2 separate regions of the Homo sapiens genome follow, and region 1 is linked to region 2. Evidence: chromatin contacts called from ENCODE Hi-C or POLR2A ChIA-PET data. All regions are on one chromosome and are shown on one strand. The core of a region is the stretch at or near the end of the contact, and the rest is flanking DNA. Distances in the headings are between cores, read along the strand shown. Region 1 overlaps SLCO3A1 (solute carrier organic anion transporter family member 3A1). Region 2 has its middle 71 kb from the start of SLCO3A1.

What was found. Hi-C counts contacts between places; a loop is a spot of excess contacts on that map. ChIA-PET counts read pairs that join two places held with the same protein, here RNA polymerase II (POLR2A). Pooled maps may share reads with other maps.
Region 1: a loop to region 2 is called in a pooled map of heart right ventricle, with 2.4 times the contacts of the local background. The contact joins two enhancer-like sites. A Hi-C loop is called at or near these places in 4 of 50 pooled maps. POLR2A ChIA-PET finds 5 or more read pairs at or near these places in 2 of 52 experiments (Panc1 and activated T-cell).

What each region holds. Positions count from the first base shown.
Region 1 is chr15:92,080,478-92,084,434 of GRCh38, reverse strand. The region is part of intron 2 of SLCO3A1 (solute carrier organic anion transporter family member 3A1); the gene reads right to left. Among named protein-coding and RNA genes, the nearest start is that of SLCO3A1, 230 kb to the right of the region's middle. RefSeq lists an enhancer at 2,039-2,088. Within about 2 kb of position 2,019, at least 3 of the 41 ENCODE cell types and tissues checked have a DNase peak (open chromatin) inside an H3K27ac peak, as active enhancers do.
Region 2 is chr15:91,780,644-91,784,604 of GRCh38, reverse strand. No RefSeq gene overlaps it. Among named protein-coding and RNA genes, the nearest start is that of SLCO3A1, 71 kb to the left of the region's middle. Within about 2 kb of position 2,161, at least 2 of the 41 ENCODE cell types and tissues checked have a DNase peak (open chromatin) inside an H3K27ac peak, as active enhancers do.

The DNA of each region.
Region 1 (3,957 bases), core at 770-3,269, 300 kb before region 2:
CCTCTGTAAAATGGGATGACAACAATCCCTACCTCCTAAGGGGTTATTGAGGGTCAAATACGTAGTGCACAGAATGCTTCTGATCAATTCCTGGAACACAGACATTCTCAAAAACCATCAGCTGTTATTTGTTCTTCTTACTGGTGCCTCTAACAGCAGGATTTTCTTTTTTTATGACGTTTTAAATCACTTAGGTAAACTCTGCTTTTTTTAGAGAATGTGGAAAATACAGGATCATGTAAAGGATTAGCATCGTTCTCATATTTCCCTTTAGGCATTATTATATTTGTACTGTCTTTCTTCATATGCGTTTATCATTCCTGGAACCATGTAAGTTAATTTACAAACAAAACCCCTTTTCTTCATTTTAAAAGCAGCACATGCTCATTAAGGATGACTGAGGATAAACCAAGCGTAGAGAGGCAGAATAACACAGTGGCCAAGAACACAGACCCTAGAGCTGCATGGCCAGGGTCTGCAGTCACTGGCTGTGTGACCTTGACAAAGGTACTTACCTACTCTGGCCCTCCATACTCTCACCTGTGAGTGAGGTTAACAGTACCCACCTCGCAGGATTGTTTTGAGGTTTGGGTGATTAGTGCCTCACAAGGGCTTTCCACAGCGCCTGGCATACAGTAAGTGCTCAATAAATTTTAGCAATCATTATTACAAAGATGACAGCACAAATCACCATCTCTCACCACCCAGAAACACTGACATGCATTTAGATCTTCCCTTCTCGTCTGTTTCTATGCACAAGGCTTATTTCTTATGAGTAATTTTTAATAAATCCCAACACAGTTCTCCTAATGACAGAAAGCTTAGAGACAAATACGATTCTCTGAAGAACATACTTCTGAAGAATACAATTATCTATTGCAATAGAATTTCAGGTGCTGATAGAACGGAACTGCAAGGACCAGGCACTTCTCAGCTGTCCTTGGGAGAGTGGTGAAGGGAGAACCTACTGTACCCAGGAGTCACGCTGCCCTGCACTCAAACCTCTGCTCAGATCCCTTCCTGAACGTGGGAAGGGAGGGCACCTGAGGACAGTGAGATCTCACATGACAGTCAGTCCTGACTTCTTAGCAGTGACAGAGACAGCACCAAGCTAGCTGGGCAGCAGAAGGGCAGAGCTGAGGGTTCTGTACTTGACAAAATGAGAGATCCCTTTGGGGGAAGCCTGAGGTTTTCTTTAGAGGAATCTTGAGATTTGCTTGACTCAACTTCGAGGAAACAAGAAAACGGTCTCTCCTATAATATCTCGCAGGGCTGGTACACACGGGTGACGGCTTCTACCTCTTTACAAGGAAAGTGATCATTTCGTCTGATTATAAAAGTAATGCATTCAGCAGGGGGAAAACACAGTTTTCCTACCATCCAGAGGCAGTCATTTTCTTCAGCTCTTTCTCTGCCCCTTCTGATTTATTCAAGGTCAATCATTCTCACTATGCCTTGATAAGGTGAGTTTATGAGACTCTTTTTGTAGATGAGAATACAGAAGCGCAGAGAGATCAGTCAGCTGCACCAAGGTCACACAGCTTGTACATGGTGGAAGTGGATTTTAACTCAGGACTCCGGGACCTAGTTCCTAGAGAAAGAGCAGGTATCACGGCACAGTGGTGAAGGCGTGAGAATCAGCCAAGGCTGATTCCTACCAGGCTGGAATCCTGGTTACATTTCTCAATTTCTGGAAGATTCACTTCCCAACTCTGAGTCTGGGAAGAAGGGTTATCAGTCTTGTAGAACAGTGAGAATTATATGTAATGCATGCAAATCTTCTGATATCTGGCATGAATAGAAGCTTTCTAGAATTATCTTTGTGTTTCAGGAACAATGAGTCCAAGAATGGGGGCGTGCATGGCTGGTCTCCCTAGGCTGTTTCTTTGGCTGGACTTGGAGTAATTTTAACCCTAGATGGTTCTCGCAAGTGGGAGGAGTGAGGAGGAAACGCGGGTTGGCTGTGACTCTGCCCCACTAGAGGGCAGTGCTGACCTAGGAAAAAGAGCAATTCCAGGCTGCTTGAACATCCTTGGCCTCCACTTCCTAAATGCCTGTGAAACCCTCCGTCAGGGCTTTGCGTTTCTCATCACCCACTTGCCTTCGTCTCCTCAATTTATATAAATGTATTGCCACATCTTAAATCTGCAGGCTCAAAGTTCTCCCCTCAGAGGGAGCATTCTGCATCATATGTGCATGAATAAAACATGATCCATAAACAGCAGGAAACCTGCAATACACATTTATCTGGTGCCTGCTGCCAACAGCCTGCCAGCATTACATAACTGACCTTGCTTATGTCTGAGGAGGAGGTGAACAGGGAAGGAGACGGTGAGGAGGTGACCATTTATTGAGCACAAATTAGGTGTTAGACACTGTGTAATAGAATTATCTCCATCACAAAGTTTACAAACAAAACCAAACACTAATGTTACCAAATCCACACAGTACATGACAGAGCCAGAGCATATGTGCCCCTCCCCACATTACTGCACCTGTTGACCTCTTAGATCAGATACATCAATGGGGCTCAAACTGGGCTGCACATTGGATTCACCTCAGAAACTTGTAAAAAGAAAACACCAATCCCTAGGTCTCACTCCTGGAGATTGTGATGAAGCTGGTCTGGAAGACACACTAGGCAATGGGCTTTTCCCAAAGTCCCCAGGTGATTCTACCTGCAGACAGGTTGAGAATCCTGGACTAGAACCAGCCTCTGCCCTTGCTGCCCTTGACCAGACTTTCTCATTAAAAAGCACCATCAGTGGGCTGGGTGCAGTGGCTCACACCTGTAATCCCAGGACTTTGGGAGGCCGAGGTGGGCAGATCGCCTGAGGTCAGGAGTTCGGGACCAGCCTGGCCAACATGGTGAAAACCTTATCTCTACTAAAAATATAAAAGCCAGGCATGGTGGTGGGCACCTGTAATCCCAGCTACTAGGCAGGCTGAAGCAGGGAGAATTGCCTGAATCTGTGAGGTGGAGGTTGCAGTGAGCCAAGATCGCACCAGTGAGCCGAGATCACAACACTGCGCTCCAGCCTGGGCAATAGAGCGAGACTCTGTCTCAAAAAAAGGAGAAAAAGAAAAAAAAAAGCACCACTAGTGGTACCAGCACTGACCAAAGAAATAGCTGGTACCCAAAATGCATTTGGGAGGTAAAGAGTAGAATGATGGTTACCAGAGGCTGGGAAGGGGGCAGGGGAGGTGGGGATGGTTAATGGGTGCAAAAATATAGACAGGATGAATAAACTCTAGTATCTGATATTGCAACAGGGTGACTACAGTCAACAGTAATTTATTTTACATTTAAAAATAACTGAAAGAGTATCACTGGAATGTCGGTAACACAAAGAAATGATAAATGCTTGAGGTGATGATGGATACCCCATTTACCTTGATGTGATTATTGCACATTGTAGGCCTGTGTCAAAAAATCTCACGTACCCCATACACACACACACACACACACACACACACACACACACACACACACACAGCTACTATGTATCCATAAAAATGAAAAATACCTACCTTCCCCCGCCCAAAAAAAATGCATCTGGGCACATGGGCTAAAGGAAGAATATGGACACAATTTGATATTCACCCTGGAAGGTGGAGGGGCAGCCATTCACCAAATGTGGCCAGACCAAAGTCACTGAGCATGGTGACAGAACCCAAATCTCTCGTAAAGCCAGCCAAAGCAGCACTGTATGCCGCCACGAGTGTGAGCACTCAGCACAGAACTCTGCCTGGTGTACCCCGTGTGGCCTCTGGGGCACCGAGTATGGCCCCTACTGCTGTCTGGTATGGGCATGGGCCTTGCTTATGCTGGTCTTCAACCCAGTTTCTCCTTCTCCTCCAGGGCCCTAGCGGTGCATCAAAAACTGATCCTCCATTCAAAGCCTGCCTTAAATACCACCTCCTCCAAGGGGCCTTCCTAGATTTTCTCTCATCCTT
Region 2 (3,961 bases), core at 912-3,411:
GCTCAAGCTTCGATTTTGACATGTGACCTCAGAAGAGCTATGTGATCTCCTTGAGCCTCAGTCTCCTCGAGCCTCAGTCTCCTCAACTACAAGAATATGGATCTTCAGGCTGGGCACGGTGGCTCACGCCTGTAATCCCAGCACTTTGGGAGGCTGAGGCGGGCGGATCACGAGGTCAGGAGATTGAGACCATCCTGGCTAACATGGTGAAATCCCGTCTCTACTAAAAATACAAAAAAAAAAAAAAAAAAAATTAGCCGGGCGTGGTGGCAGGTGCCTGTAGTCCCAGCTACTCGGGAGGCTGAGGCAGGAGAATGGCATGAACCCAGGAGGCGGAGCTTGCAGTCAGCCGAGATCGCACCACTGCACTCCAGCCTGGGCGACAGAGCCAGACTCCATCTCAAAAAAAAAAAAAAAAAAAAAAAAAAAAAAAGAACATAGATCTTCATATCTACCCAAAGGGTGAGAGTAGCAATGAAATGATATATTCTGAATTTAGACTCTGGCACAGTGCTTGGCATGGAAAGTGCACAGCCCATGTTCCCCTCCCCTTTGCTTGCTCATCCCTGCACCATTTATGATGCAGTCAAATCCAAGATTTTCTAAAAAGCTTCCATCTGCCTAAAAATACATTCTTAACCATTCTAGAATTCTGTCCCTAGAGAGACTTTTGTGCTAGATTCACAAGCAGGGGCATTATCAAGAAAAGCTGAATTTTCTAACTAGAAGGTGTTCTCCTATTGGTAGCATATTGTCAGTATTTAATTTAGTGATGTAGCTGATTGGTAACCCCCATCCCTCAATGGTGAATGTTGGGGCAGGTGGGGGTATTTAGGGGCCAAGGCAGCCTTAGGCATGGGAAAGAGGAAGGTGGTGGCTATGGGAGAGGTGGCAAAGGTTTCAGGGTGGGAGGCAGGCCTCAGGGGGTGGACACACAATGCTACTCACTTTGACTCACCCTGCATGGTACCTTGACATGATGGGCAGGAGGAGAACAGAATCTTCAGATAGATGTCAACCCTGGCAGCTGCCCAGATCAAGCTGGAGTTCCCTGAAGATCCTCAGCATGCTCTTGAGGTTGGGGGATGGTGTCAATGCTAATCATTAATAATAAAAAGCCAGAATCTTCCATGAGCTCTAGAGAGTGAGAGTCTGTAACTTTGCTTTATTTTTAACACCAAGTTTCTCCCAGCCTCACTCTCCTCTCATATATAAAGATGACCGCAAGTGCAAAAATTTGATTCCACTAAAGTGGAAGAGAGCCAGAGAATTTCTAGCTGGTTGGATTTGGGAGTTTTTCCTGTTATTGCTACAATTAAATAGATATTGGCAAATAGTGTAACCTGCAGGGAACCAAACAGAGTGTGGAAGTGCCTGGTTGGTTATAATTAGAAATATACATCATTCTCCTTTCACCGAAGTGACAGAGAGTGGTATTTAAAGGGACAGTGAGGAATGGCAGATGAACAGCCTTGACTCAGCAACAGTTAAAAGCCACCTTACAAATTACCGTACATTTTGCAAGTGTAGTTAATATTCTTTCCCCCTCATTTTTAAGAATGCATCTTAGACTGGTTGAGGTGTTTCATAGCTGAATCTAGAGGCATGTAAGCACAAGATGTTTACATTTCAACAACAAACTACCTTTGTAAGTATACGGTCTTTTCATCTGCAGGTTGTATTGTGCCTGTGTGTATTGATGAGAATGATGATTATTCAGTCACTTAGGAAAACATGAAATAAATCTATTTAAAACCCCGACATATAAAAAGTCCTGCTCATTTTCCTGGCTCTGATGAAGGCAATAGGAATGTAATTTTCTTATCTGTAAAAAACGGGGCCCAACTCCATTGTATTAGACAAACATTGATTACGCGCCAACTTAGTGCTGGGCCCCCTTACTAAGAGGGTGGGGAAGAGGGCAGAGGGCTGAGGGCTGAGAGGAAGAGGGGAGAAGAACTAGGCAGTGTAGCCTAATGGTTTAGTGCATGAACTTTGCGGTCTGATAGATTGGATTTGAAACTTCCTTCTGCTACTTCTTAACCTCGTGACCTCCAGCAAGCTACTTAACCTTGGTTTCCTTATGTGCAAAGTGAGAATAAAAACAATGCCTAGGTTTTTAGGGTAGTTGATATAAGATAATGCCAGTAACCATGAGGCAATAACGTTGGCATTGGGCCCATCTTGGCAAAAGTCCCACGTGGAGGTAAGTGTGCAAATAACACATTTCAATAGAATATAGTAAGTCATATGGTGGCACTATATTCTGTCACACGAGGGCCACTCTGAAGCTTATAATTAGGACCTAGTTTCCTGAAACTGGCATCTGGCTGAGTTCCAAAGGAAGAAGAAGAGCTCGTCAGATAAGAAGAGCATCAGAGATACTGAGGATAACTTGAGCAAAAGTGGAGAGGTATCAATCACCCTAAGGGAGCTAGGAGACAACCATTGATACTGCCCATAGCTCCTTCTGGGTGCTGTGAGGCTGACAACAGAGAACAGTGGACAGGGAACACATAGAGAGAGGCAGAGTGGGGCCAGGCAAGCAGCAAGTGATGAAGTGACACCAATCTAAGCAATTTCTCATTTGCTCATCAAGCACTCTGAAGGTCCAAAAGTTTTGATAGAGGGCAAAGCTGCACAAAAGAGACAAGAAGAAGGAGGCTTTGGCATTCTGAGTTTCCTGAGATGGAGCTGTGTTTATGATGCTCTGGGTGATCATGAATTTATACTGTCATGTGTTGGAGATTGGGACAAGTATGGCCACGGGGGTGTCTCAGCAGAGCTGTGCAGGGCCCTGACTGATGGCACTGTGTGAGAACACAAGAGGAAAGAGAAGACTATGCCCTCCTGGTCTGGAGACAGACATAGGCAGACACAGAACTGAGAGCCTGTCTTCGGTCTTCCTGGGTTGGGCAAGGGAAACTCAGCACAGCTCATCTTCCTAGGCAGCAAAGGGAGAATGGCATTGTGAATTAAGGGCAGTTTCTAGATGGTGGCTTATTCTGTGTTTGTGGACAGATAGAATGACCTTCAGGCCCAAAGACATGCTGTGTGAGGGGTCACTGGGCCAGAAAGGAGTGGATACATGACTGATCTTGAGCCTTGGTCCCCCAGTGGCTCATTAGCTGGATCGCAGCTGAGAAGAAAGGAGGCTGTAGCAGAATTATTATATCACTGATCTTAAGGTATCAGAAATTCTCAAAGGAAAGAAGCTGTAGAGGTACACATAAGGGAATACTTCATACTTTCTAGGTAAATATTTGAATGAAAAGTTACAGAAATATTAAATGATATGCATAGGCATTATAAAATCACTGAAAATAAAATAAGTTGAATGAAGAGCAATGCATGGCAGTGTCCTTTTGGTGAGGATGAGTCAAAATGGGAAAGTAAAGGAACGGTGGTATGCAGCCTTGAAGCGAGGCCCCCAGTGCACCCTGCCTTCTGGGCCTCATATCCTTGTGTAGTTCCCTCCCCATGAGTGCGGGCCAGACCTCCCTGCTTCTAATGAGTAGCATATGGCAAAAGGGAGAGGATGTCACTTCTGAGCCTAGATTATAAAAGATCATGACTTCCATCTTTCTCTCTCTCTCTCTCTCTCTGTGTGTGTTTTGCATTCTTAGTTTGCTTACTTTAATGAAGCCCACTGCCATGCTGCAGAGGCCCACGTGGCAAGGAACACAGGACAGCCTCCATCCATCAGCCACTGGGGAACTGAGGCCCCCATTCCAACAGCCCACAAGGAGCTTGAATCCTGTTAACAACCACGTGAGTGAGTTTGGAAGCAGATCCTTCCCCAGTCAGGTCTTAAGATGACTCGCCCTCGTCGACACCTTGGTTGTAGCCTGTGGGATCCTAAGCCAGAAGATCCAGCAATGTTGCACCCAGATTCCTGATTTACCAGAAGTGTGAGATAACTAATGCATACTGTTATAAGCTGCTGTGTTTGGGCTAATTG